Linked DNA regions of Homo sapiens: region 1 is linked to region 2. The links are chromatin loops, found by intact Hi-C in ENCODE. Cell type or tissue: heart right ventricle. All regions are shown on one strand. Each heading gives the region's core, and the rest is flanking DNA. Links, peaks and the distances in the headings are about the cores only. Region 1 has its middle 26 kb from the start of TRIM24. Region 2 holds the start of MIR10399 (microRNA 10399).

The links. Peaks named below come from ENCODE experiments on the same cell type or tissue, not always from the same donor. Only the 100,000 strongest peaks of a DNase experiment are listed, where the experiment ranks them.
Region 1: it touches region 2 in a loop (6-fold over the local background); 1 of 110 quality-filtered maps calls a loop at or near these places.

What each region holds. Positions count from the first base shown.
Region 1 is chr7:138,430,937-138,437,479 of GRCh38, forward strand. No RefSeq gene overlaps it. Among named protein-coding and RNA genes, the nearest start is that of TRIM24, 26 kb to the right of the region's middle. RefSeq lists enhancers at 2,441-2,973, 2,974-3,506. In heart right ventricle, for the core only: no CTCF peak of the experiment used is centred there; no DNase peak of the experiment used is centred there.
Region 2 is chr7:139,040,117-139,046,304 of GRCh38, forward strand. It overlaps ZC3HAV1 (zinc finger CCCH-type containing, antiviral 1), which reads right to left. Exons shown (of 13, transcript NM_020119.4): 13 at 3,399-6,188. MIR10399 (microRNA 10399) reads right to left here and starts at 4,041; the gene lies at 3,984-4,041. In heart right ventricle, for the core only: no CTCF peak of the experiment used is centred there; a DNase peak (open chromatin) is centred at 4,514; H3K27ac peaks cover 1,731 bases.

The DNA.
Region 1 (6,543 bases), core at 1,704-5,703, 610 kb before region 2:
GAGCTGTGATATCACCACTGCACTCCAGCTCGGGCAACAGAGTGAGACGCTGTCTCAAAAACAAACAAACAAATATATATATATATATATATATATATATATATATGGAAAGACAGAGAGAGAGTGGTAGCAGAGAAGCTGAGAAGCAGGGTGCAGTGGTATGCACCTGTAATCTTGGCTACTTAGAAGACTGAAACAAGAGGATCGCTTGATCCAGAAGCTTGAGACCAGTCTGGGCAACATAGTGAGACCCCCCCCGCCCGCCATCGCCAAATATACATATATTGATACATTTATATAGCAAAGAGACACTATTCTCACGAGATTACTTTTCAGGCTAAAGAGGAGTAGAAATACATATGGTTACAGTCTTGCCAATGCGCCACAATGTAGCAATCTCTCCTTGTGAGGTATCACCTGGAGTTCTTTGTCTCACAAGCAAGAGAATTAAGGAGCTTGAACATAAAGGGTCAGGTTGGAGCAAAAGTTTAATAAGCAAAAGAAGAAGCCTCTCTGCAGTGGAGAGGGAGCCCAAAAGAGGGTTGCCGTTTTTACAGTTGAATGCAAAGGCTTTTATCAGAAACTGATGGGGGCAGGGCATCTCATTTGCATAAGATGCAAATTTCTGGTAGCTCCACACCAACCTCCTAATGCACCTGTGAGCCCTTAGCTTGAGTTACTCCATATTGCTTTGTTCCCCTTACTGCACATGTGTCAGCAGACAGAATTTTCCATTGCAGACACGTCTAGGCAAGTCAGCTGTGTAGTCTTTCTTATCTGTGTGGCTGTGGGCATGTCTTAGGCAAGTCCCCCCTGTGCAAGTTCCCTTATCTGTGCCTGCTGCTTGATTTTTCAGGCTGTTCTTTTGTTTGAAAGAATTCAGCTGAGGACCCACCCTAACTGCCTGCCTGACCGGTTTATTCCTTTCTCCTCTCTCAATATGATCATAGAGCTATGCACTGGTATTATCTCTTTAAAAATCATTTGAATAATACAGAAAAATGTTCAGGGTTGGTAATGATTTTTTCTCCTAATTCTGAAGGCTTTTCCCCATTGTCTCTAGCTTTCTGTGTGGCTGTTCAGAAGTTTGGTTTCATTCTGATTCTTAGTTCTATATCTATGACCTGGTTTGTTTGTTTGTTTGTTTGTTTGTTTTTCCTTCCTTTAGAAGCTTTTAGAATTGGCCCAGCATGGTGGCTTGTGCCTGTAATCTTGGTACTTTTGGGAGGCGGAGGCAAGAGGAGTGCTTGAGCCCTGGAGTTTGAGGTTGCAGTGAGCTATGATTGTGCCACTGCACTCCAACCTGGGTGACAGAGCAAGACTCTGTCCATCCTGTCTCTAAAAAACAAAACAAAACAAAACAAAAAAACAGGCATGGTGTCATGTTCTTGTGGTCCCAACTACTTAGGAGGCTGAGGTGGGATGGCTTGAGTCCAGGAAGTGGAGGTTGCAGTGAGTTGATTACTGCTGAGATCACACCCTTGGGCAACAGAGTGAGACCCTGTATCAAGAAAAAAAAAAAAAAAAAAAAGAAGCAGCAGAAGCTTTTAGGATGCCTTCTTATTCTATGGGTTCTTAACAGCTTTCCCTTCTTTCTTGCTGCCTAGTCCCAACTGCAGGTGTGCACATTTCCTTCCTTTCCCAATGATGATAGCTAAGACTTGGTGGAAACACTTTGTTTTTCTTTTTCTTTCTTTCTTTCCTTTTTTTTAGAGACAGGTTCTCCTCTGTCACCCAGACTGGAGTGAAGTAGCAGGATCACAGATCACTGCGGCTTCCACCTCCCAGGTTCAAGTGACCCTCTTTCCTCAGCCCCCCAAAGTGCTAGGATTACAGGCATGAGCCACAGCACTAAGCCTCACTGAAACATTTAACAAGACTTTAATAAATACTTGATGATTTCAGAATAAAATTTTCAGACATCAGACTTAATTTTTTTGGTTTTTATCGTTCTTAACCCACAGCAACTATTCGACTAACTTTTTACCATAATGGCCAAAATGCTCCTTTTCTAACTCCTTAAAAACAATGACTTTTCACTCAAAAATATACTAACTAAATATCCTATGAGAATATTTTGAGCTTATGGTTTCAAAGACCCACCCACAGATGACCTTGGCATGACAGTTTCTAGTTAGAGAATATTGCATGCAGTACATTTGAATTGTATGCTATGTTTGACTTTTGTTTTGTCAATGTTTCTATGTGCATTAAGTGACAGAGATTCTTCAAGTTGTTTTAAGGTCTTCTTGTGTTTAGCCTTCATTTGTCCCAAAGTTTTTTTTGTGTTATAGTTTTATTTAAAAAGCAGTTCAAATGCAAAATAGCTATGAATCTCCAAAAGGTAGAAGTATTGGCAGAAAAAATAAAATAAAATAAAATAAAAAAACAGGTCCAGAGAGAAGAAAACTAACCATTAAACTAAGATGAATGAGATAAAGAAAATGAAAAGGGAGTAAGAATAGAGTATATTGAATGTTTTTAAGGGAGAGCTCACTGTAGTGTGTATGATAGTTTTTGAAAATTACAAGAAGAGAAAGAAAAATTCTGGGACCGGCACAGTGGCTCACAATGAGCATGTAATCCCAGCATTTTGGGAGGCCAAGGTGAAAGGACTGCCTGATCCCAAAAGTTGGAGAACAGCCTGGGCAACTTGGTGAAACCCCATCTCTACAAAACAAACAAACAAACAAACAAACAAAAACCAAAAAAAACAAAAACAAAACAAAACAAAACAAACACCAAAAATTTGCTGGGCATGGTGGCACATGCCTGTGGTCCCAGCTACTCAGGTGGAAGGATTGCCTGGGGCAGGGGAAGTCAAGGCTACAGTGAGTCGTTATTCAACCATTGCACCCCAGCCTGGGCGACAGAGTGAGACACTATCTCAAAAAAAGAAAGGAAGGAAGGGAGGAAGGGAGGGAGGGAGGAAAGAAAGAAGAAAGGGAGGAAGGGAGGGAGGAAGGAAGGGAAGAAGGGAAGGAGGGAGAGAGGGAGGGAGGAAGGGAAGGAGGGAGAGAGGGAGGGAAGAAGGGAAGGAAGGATTGATTCTGAATTCGTTATATATTGTGGGAAATGGATCATATCCCCAAAAAGAGCTTCCTCTAGTTTCAATCTAAAGAAAGAAGAAATTATTACCAAGTTCACTTGACTCTAATCTTTTTGTTGTTGTTATCAAATATGGGATATTCAGTCTTGAATTAAATGATGTGCTGTCAACAATCCAGTCTATGTCATGTAGCACGATCAGTGTGAGGCAGGAAAATAGCGTCTGGAGGCAGGAAATATAAGGCCAATTCCCACTTCAGCTATGACAGGAAATATCCTCTCCATAGGGTGTAGGCTGAGTAAATAACTTTGTCATTCTCTTCATTTACATAAGGCATATTCCAAGTACAGGGTATATAAACTCCAAAAATTCTGTAACAAGACGCTTGAGCCCCTATGCTTGACCCACTCCCACACTGTGGAGTGTACTTTCATATTCATTAAATCCCTTCATTCCTTCCTTGCTTCGTTTGTGAGTTTGTCCAATTCTTTGTTCAAGACACCAAGAACCTGGACACCTGCCACCGGTGACAAGTGTAGTGCTTTTTTGGCAGTTTTTCCTCCAGCATGAAGGGATGACCAGGCCTGAACATCATTTCAGCAATGTTCGGTGCCACTGATTTTCTGTGAGTAACCAACACAATAAAGGATTTAACTATGGACAACGCCCAAGAGTAAGCAGAAGCAATTGCATGGGGCAGTCTGAGTCTAGGAAACAAGCATTTCTCTACATGAGAGTCTCAAGGGAAGAATATTTAGATATACAATTCTGTCTGCATTAAGACAAAAGTTATAGAACCCTGAAGAGCACTTTAGCCCTTAGACCACACCTTCACTTTAGAAAGTGTCTTCATTCACATTTGCACAACTAAAGCAAAATGAGAATGGTTTTCTTAGAACTCAGAGATGGTTGACCTCCATGTAAATCAAGGCTTTCCCTCTAGCAGGCCGAGACTTGTTTGCATATTTTAAATGACAATTGTTTTCTATTTTCAGTGTCTACTCTCAGTGGAGCCCAGTCTTAATATAGGTTACCCTCTCACACATCAAAACCAACTCTTTTTCTCTCCTTAATACCATCCCAAGGCTCTGGTCTACATCCTTGGCACTAGAATACAAAGAGAAATCAACACAAATGCTGTCTCTGGGAAGCCCATACTTGTGTTGGGGAGAGAGATACAATTGTATATACAATTAACTATAATAAAAATAAGAATGAGTCAAAATACAGTTACAACCTAATTCTAGAGGTCCTCAAAGGTAGAATTAATGGTGATGACCCAGACTAGTGACATAAAGATCATGAGTTAATATTTTAGCAACCATTAGCATCTGCATGCCACCTGCCATGACTGCTTTCTCAATAGTATGCACATATGCAGTGAACAGGTGTTATAAATAAAGTTTCATTGCCGCAAAAGAAATAGCACTCAAATATAAAATTTTTCTGCTCAGCAAGGCAATATTCTTCTATAGAAGGGTGCGCCTTCACAGATGGAGCAATGGTGAGCGCACGCCTGGACAAGGGAGGGGAAGGGGGTCTTATTCCTGACGTGCGTGGCCTCTGCTGCTGTGTCCTTCCCCTATTGGCTAGGGTTAGACTGCACAGGCTAAACTAATTCCGATTGGCTAATTTAAAGAGGGTGACAGGGTGAGTGATTTGGCAGGAAAAATGGTTATGGCAGAGCAGGAAATAGAAATGAGTTGGGCTGGAGGATGAGCAGGTAATCGGAATGAGTCAGGGTGAAGCAGGTAATTGGAATGAGTCAGGGTAGAGCACGTGATCGAAAAAGGTTGCTTTATGAGGAAGTTAAGTTTAAAAGTAGAAGGCAAAGAATTGAACATACTGACATTGATTCTCTGAAGAGAAATTTAGAACTCATATCTAACAATGGTATGCTTGTATACACTTAGAATTTTGCATTAAGTCCATGTATTTCTATTCAAAAAAATGCAATTTCATTTTTAAAAATCACAATTAGGTTTTTTAAATAGAACTTGAAAAACTAATTGCAAAGTGTATTTGGAATAGTAAACATTCAAGACCAGTCTAAATAATCTGAAAAGAGAAATACAACAGAGTAGATGTAGCCTCTTAGACTGAAATACTATATAATAAAGATGCATAAATTAGAAGTGTATTTAAGAATAGACAAATCAATAAATAAAAGGGAGACACATGCATATATGGAAATCTGATATAAGCTACAGGTGGCATTTCAAATTACAGAGAAACAGATGAGCCATTTAATGAATGTGGTTGGTACCACTAGTCATCTATATGAAAGTAAGAACAAATTTGGTTTTCCTTCCCTTCCCCACCTTCGGAAATAATAAAATGTTCATGTCACAGAGTTGTTATTATATTACATGATTGTGCAAAAGAATAAGGTATATTTATGTGCAAAAATATGAAGAAATCTTCAGACTGTAAAGTAAAAGGGGTAAGTCACAGAAAAAATATATATAGCACAATTCTATGTGTGTGTGTGTGTGTGTGTGTGTGTGTTGGGTTGGGGAAGACAAACCCCAGGCTCCAAGTGCACATGTGTATATGAATACATATGCAGAGAAAAATACCCTGGAAGTATGTACAACAACTGTTACCATGGTTACCATAAGGAGGAGAGTAAGAGGTGGGTAGAGCTGTGGGAGCCATTATTATTATTATTATTATTATTATTTATTTTTTTTTTAGACGGAGTTTTGCTCTTGTTGCCCAGGCTGGAGTACAATGGCATGATCTCGGCTCACTGCAGCCTCCACCTCCCTGGTTCAAGTGATTCTTCTGCCTCAGACTCTCGAGTAGCTGGGATTACAGGCATGCACCACCATGCCTGGCTAATTTTTGTATTTTTAGTAGAAACGGAGTTTCACCATGTTAGCCAGGCTGGTCTCGAACTCCTGATTTCAGGAGATCCACTCATCTCAACCTCCCAAAGTGCTGTGATTACAAGCATGAGCCACCGCACCCAGCTGGGAGCCATTATTCTTTATTCCAAGCTTCCATAGTGGTTAAATTTAAAAATAAATAATACTGTGAAACAGTCACACGGAAAGTATTATAAAAATTCTAAATCTCTAAATAAATATATGGTTATTTAATAAATCAAGCAGTTCAATTGGCTTTTTTTAATTAAAAAATGTTTTTCCTTTTTTTTTTCTTTTTATTTTCTAGAAGTCGTAGCTTTGAAGGGTAAAAAAATGTTTTTTCTTAAAGATGCAGGTTTTTGCTATGTTGCCTAGACTGGTCAAGTACTACTGGGCTCAAGGGATCCTCCCACATCAACAAACAGGTACCTGTCACCCTGCCTGGCTCTCAACTAGGTTTTTGGAAAAGTTTTCTACCTGCTAGTCTTGGGGTGGGGCAGTGGTTCTCAAAATGTGGTGTGAGAAACCCTAATGGTCCCTGATGCCATTTCAGGGGGTCTGTGAGGTCAAAACTATTTTTAAAATAATACTGATATGTTATCTGTATTTTCCTCCCATTCTTTA
Region 2 (6,188 bases), core at 2,189-6,188:
GTGGAGAGGGGAGAAGGCTGACAGGTAGGACCAGTGGGCATGGGCAGGGCCTTACCAAGGCCACAAATTCGTAGTGGCATTGATCCAAACAGTGCTGCAATTCTCCTAAAAGCTCTCAAGGTGTAAGAACAGAATTTGATTGATTCACTTTTAGGTTTTGCCAGTGGGTGAGACTTAAGGTCAAAGGTTCTAGATGATTGAGGTATGAATTGAAAGAGTGATCAGGGGGCTGGGTGCAGTGGCTCATGCCTGTAATCCCGCCACTTTGGGAGGCTGAGGCAGGTGGATCACCTGAGGTCGGGGATTCAAAACCAGCCTTAGCAAAGTGGTGAAACCCTGTCTCTACCCAAAATTACAAAAATTAGCCAGGTGTGGTGGCACACGCCTGTAATCCTAGCACTTTGGAAGGCCGAGGCAGGAGGATCACTTGAGGTCAGGAGTTCGAGACCAGCCTGGCCAACATATTGAAACCCCATCTCTACTAAAAATTAGCCAGGATGGCAGTGGGTACCTGTAATCTCAGCTACTCAGGAGGCTCAGGTGGGAGAATCACTTGAACCTGGGAAGCGGAGGCTGCAGTGAGTTGAGATCACACCACTGCACTCCAGCCTAGGAGACAGAGTGAGGCGCCGTTTCAAAAAAAAAAAAAAGAAGAAAAGAAAGAGTGGTCAGGGGCTGAACAATGGGCTGGAGACTAGGTAAGGGAGGAGTGAAGACAGCAAGGGGCTATATGTGAGCAGAGAAAGACGACGTACGAAATGTAGGAGGGCCAGAGAGCTCAAAAGCAGGCTGGGGTCAGAGGTAGAATATAGAGGTTTGGGATTTCAGAAACAGCAGTTCTAGGCCATTTGCAGTGATTCGTGCCTGTAATCCCAGCACTTTGGGAGGCTGAGGCAGGAGGATCAGTTGAGGTCAGGAATTCAAGACCAGCCTGGCCAACATGTCGAAACCCAATCTCTACTAAAAATTAGCCGAGCGTGGTGGCAGGCGCCTGTAATCTCAGCTACTTGGGTGGCTGAGGCAGGAGAATCGCTCGAACCCTGGAGGCAGAGGTTGCAGTGAGCTGAGATCACGCCATTGCTCTCCAGCCTGGGCGGCAGAGCGAGACTCCATCTCAAAAAAAAAAAAAGCAGTTCTAGAGTAATTCTGACTGATGACAGTGGGGTGATGGATATTGGTACCCCGAATAGTGAGGACAGTGAAGACAGGTGTTAATGACATCTAAGGCTAGGGGTGTTGCATGGGTTGACCACAGTGAACACTGAAGGAAAAGGGAGGATTTTGAGTGGAGAGGAAGACTATGAGGCAGAGTGTGGAGAAGACTCCAAGAGCAAATGCAGGAGTTAATGGGGGAAGGGTGGGGAGGTGAGAGGGAAGAGGTAGAGACTGTTCCTACAGATACACACTTAACCTGCAGACTCTGCACCTGAACTTCCGGGTTTAGAATCTTGGTTCTCTTACTCAGTAGCCGTGACACTGCACAGCTTATCTGACTCCTCAGCAGAGGTATAGATCCTGGATTCAGAGTGTGTGACACTTGGATCTGGGAATAAATAAGACCATTCATGGGGAAGTGCATAGAGGGGTAAAAAGGAAAGATCCCAGAGCAGACTGTTTATTGAAGCATGTGGATTTTTCAGGAAGAAGAGGGTGACATTAGATGCCGGGCAGGTTCACAAGGGAATGAAAAAGAGAAAACAGGAGGTTGAGGTTGGGGGTGGTATTTTAGGATTGGAGCTTTTAAGGCTTAAGCACTTCCTGGAACGTTCTGATGTCTCCTGCCACTCTGATTCTGAAGCTCATTCTCAAGCTTATGGTCACTCAGGCACACATCTGTAGCACGAGCTTTGGAGCAAGTCACTCTGGGGACATGCACTGATATCACTGTTATAAATTCATCCGCTCTGGTCTTAACCTTCTAAATGAAACCTGCCTGTTATCCCCTGAACTCTTTCCAAGACATGTCTCAGAACATGGCCCCATGGCCCCAGACACACATGCTTAGCACTCAACTAAGTATTGCGTTTCATGGCAGTTCTCTTTATAGTAGCTAAGGTATGAGGGTATGAGTGGAAAGTGGTTGTTATTTAGCTTCATTTCTTTTTTCTTTTTTTTTTTCTTTTTGAGACAGAGTCTTGCTCTGTCACCCAGGCTGGAGTGCAGTGGCGCAGTCTTGACTCACTGCAGCCTCCACCTACCCGGTTCAAGCGATTCTCCTGCCTCAGCCTCCCAAGTACCTGGGACTACAGGTGTGTACCACCATGCCCAGCTAATTTTTGTCTTTTTAGTAGAGACGGGGTTTCACCATGTTGGCCAGGATGGTCTCGATCTCTTGACCTCGTGATCCACCCGCCTCAGCCTCCCAAAGTGCTGGGATTACAGGCGTGAGCCACTGCACCCGGCCATAGCTTCATTTCTACCAAATGCTGGACTGAGGAGTCCACCGGAAACTAGCGCACTATGACAACGTAAACAAACTCATAAAAAAAATAAATAAAAAAACTCCAGGATCTGCTCATGCTTGGTTTGATAGCATTTTTGTGTGTTTCAATCCAGGTGCTTTGACAGCAATGACTTTGCTACACCTTGCTTTATTTATATTGAGGTCCAAGTCAAATGGTAGTTTTACCTTCACTTTATCAAATCTCTGCTGCCATAGAACTTGCTCTCCCTCTCCATTTCCCTCCTCCCTGCTCCCTCTCCACTGAAAGCTTTGTGATTAAAAAAGATAATGAGGCCGGGTGAGATGCTCACACCTGTAATCCCAGCACTTTGGGAGGCCAAGGCAGGTGTATCACCTTAGGTCAGGAATTCAAGACCAGCCTGGCCAACATGGTGAAACCCCACCTATACTAAAAATACAAAAACTAGCCGGGTATGGTGGCGGGCGCCTATAATCCCAGCTACTCAGGAGGCTGAGGCAGGAGAATTGCTTGAACTCAGGAGGCAGAGGTTGCATCGAGCTGAGATTGCGCCACTGCACTCCAGCCTGGGTGACAGAGTGAGACTCCATCTCAAAAAAAAAAAAAAAAAAAAGAGAAGAAAATAATGAGTAGAGAAGGGCTTTTGGAGAAGGAATGGCTGATAGGGTAATTCTGCTTATCACCATTTATATTTTTAACTTTTGTGTCTCAGCCTGGCCCTGTTCACACCCCCGAGACTAAAGGAAGAAAGGTGTGTTAGCAGCTTTCAACCCTTCCCTCTCTAAATCCCCAGACAAAAGATGTGGGGGCCATCACCACCACTGTGCCTTGCCCAGGTGACTTGGTCATCGAACCCTGGAATGATAAAGCTGGAAGGGGCAAAACACATCATCTCTCTCCCATTGAATAACTGGTGTCTGCAGTTGATGATGTTTTGGGAGATACCTAGAAATAGATCAAATAAAGGCAGTAGAACCAAATTAATTACTTCTTTTTATTAGACAGTTCAAATTAAGCTTGAAGAACAGGAAGCAATACAACTCAACTATTGAAATACAAATAGTTGAGCTTAATTTATTCAACAAAATTTACCCAATATATCAGTGTACAAAGCATGCTGCTGGGCTGGGCATCAGGCGTGGCACAGCAAACAAGACAGACTGACTCAACCCTCAGGGGGCTTACATTCTAATGCAGAAAGCAGATAATTTCAGTTTGGATACATAATACAAATTATCAAAGCAAGGCGCAAAGTATTTTAAAAATAAGGGGTTTGGGAGGCCAAGATCTGACCTATTCTGTAGAAGGACTCCTTAGGAAAGTAACAGTTGAGCCAATCTAAGGATGCTAGATATTCAGTAGGTCAGTGGAAAAAATCAGTGGTTCTCACTGTGGTCAGTGGGTTATTGGTGGTTTCATAATAACTGGGGACTACTCCCAGCACTGAGTGGATGCAGCCAGGGAGAACGATGTCCTGCAGTGTGTGGGTTAGTGCCACACAACGAAGAATTATTCTGTACCCTGTACGACTGTCTAATGTCCTGCTGGACATTTAGGTAGGACCTACAGCTTGTCCGAGAGAGTAACTCATTTGTTTTCTCTGAGACAATCTGTAATTTGTCTTGTCCTATTATCCTTAAGTAAGGTAATTTCGCTCTTTCTTTTCCCATATACAGATTATGTACATAGTCTGTTTTGTCTTTACCCTAACACTGGTTTTCATTCTAGTGTCCCCCACCCGTCTAGTTTCATTTTCCTGTACTTGTTTACAGGAAGTAGCCTCTAATCGGCTCTTAAATCCAAACCTACTCATTACAAGGAAGAGTAAACATCTGTCTGTTTCAAACAGCGTAGTCATGCCTGAGCGTTTACATAATGAAATTCATCTTCTTTTCATTATAAATTTCTTCTTTTCTATTTCTCCTTAATAAGAGAGTTAGGGCATTAAATTGATTTTTTTAAGAAATTCATGTGTGTAAGTAGATTGTATTATCTATGAGTCATTTCAGGTCAGCAAAGAGAATGTTACAAAATATCTGCTCTGAAAAAGGTGAATAGATCTGATAGGGTTTGTGGTTGTCACCGTGACTGGGCGTGGGGGTGGGGGCGCTACTAGCATTTAGTATGTGAGAGCCAAGTATGCAGAACATCTTGCAATACATTGGACAGTTCCTCACAATAAGAAATTACTCTGCACCCTATACGAATTTTGAATGTCTCACTAGACATTCATGTATGACCTATAGCTCGTCTGCAAGAATATATCCTCATTTTCTCCACTTCGACAACTGTACATTTTCTTGCATAGTATCTTTATTTCAATAAAGGTTATTTCGTTCTTTCTCTTATATACAAATAAGTATTGTCATATGCAAAGAAGTTATTGTATCCCTAGTTTTTATTCTAATGCCCACTGATATCCCTGCTTTTACATTTTCCCACATATGATCTGATCTCCTACCTTCTAAGTTCAAATTGATGCATTATAAATAGTTGTAAGCATCTGACTACTTCATTAGGTCTTCAGTTACAGCTGTGCCCAAGTTAGGTACCTTTTATTTCCTCTTTATGTTCATATTAGTTTTATTTAATTTTTAATTTATTTCTAAAATTGTGTGTAGGTGGAGCATATTACCTCTGAATTGGATTTGGAGGATAATAAAGAAGATGTATTTCTATTTGTCGTTTAGAAAAAAAAAGGCAGAAATGCCCATTGAAAACCACTGAACTAGCTAAAAATGGGAACCACAAAACTGAAAGGAAGCCAGAGTGGCTTGCGCAGAAGAAACTAAATGATAGAGGGGTAGGGGAGGGAGAGATCACATGGGGCCATGACAGCGGTTTTGAACTTTATCCTGAAGACTTGATGTGTGTTTTGAATGTGCATTACTAAGTAAATTTTAAAAAATATAACCTTCTTGCTCTGAAGAAAACACAGCAAACAACTTAGAAGGGAACAGAGATATTTAAGAGGTAAAACTAGACTTAGAAACTGCTTAGATGTTTATCAGGAGGGAGAGGAAGGAGTCAAAGATGACTTCCAGATTTCTGCTTGAGCCAATGGGTAGATGGTGATGCTTTTCACTTACATACAGATCCTGAGAGAGGAACAGGTTCATGTGAGGGAGGTAGATGGAGAGTTCCACTTTGGACATATTGAATCAAAGATGCCTGTGAAATATCCAGCTAGTGGTGTCTAATGGGCTGTTGGAAAGAGTTGGACAAACTGCACCCCTACAATGTGAGGGTCAAGTTCAGAAAATGAACACTCCAAAACGAAAGTTACCATGAAAGAAATAAGTCAATGAGAATAAGCATTTGTAGTAACTCTCCCAGAAAATAACTCTACTCTAAAAAAACTATTTTTTTTTTTTTTTTTTTTTTTTTTTTTTACCGGTGGAGCTGTTTAAGCCAAGGAGTTGTGGAGATCTCTGTGATGATCCAAAATCTGACTAATATAAAATCAACTCTGATGCTAATTAAATCTGACTTATAACTTGTCTGCTAAAAGAAATTATAACAGGAAACTTTGGTGACTGGTAAGGAATGTTGAAAAGGGAAAATCAGAAGGAAAAACCTGGTTCATAAGAAGGAAGGAAATATTGGTCCAAGCACGTCAAGGGCTCTAAGTAAAAACCGATGGCACTACAATTCCACATAATCCATTACATTTGGAAAAAGAAGCTCCTGGTAGACACAGGGCCTCTTTGGGATATTGTTCTTTGTTCTGATTCTGTGCTCACCAGGAAACAAATTTCATCTCCG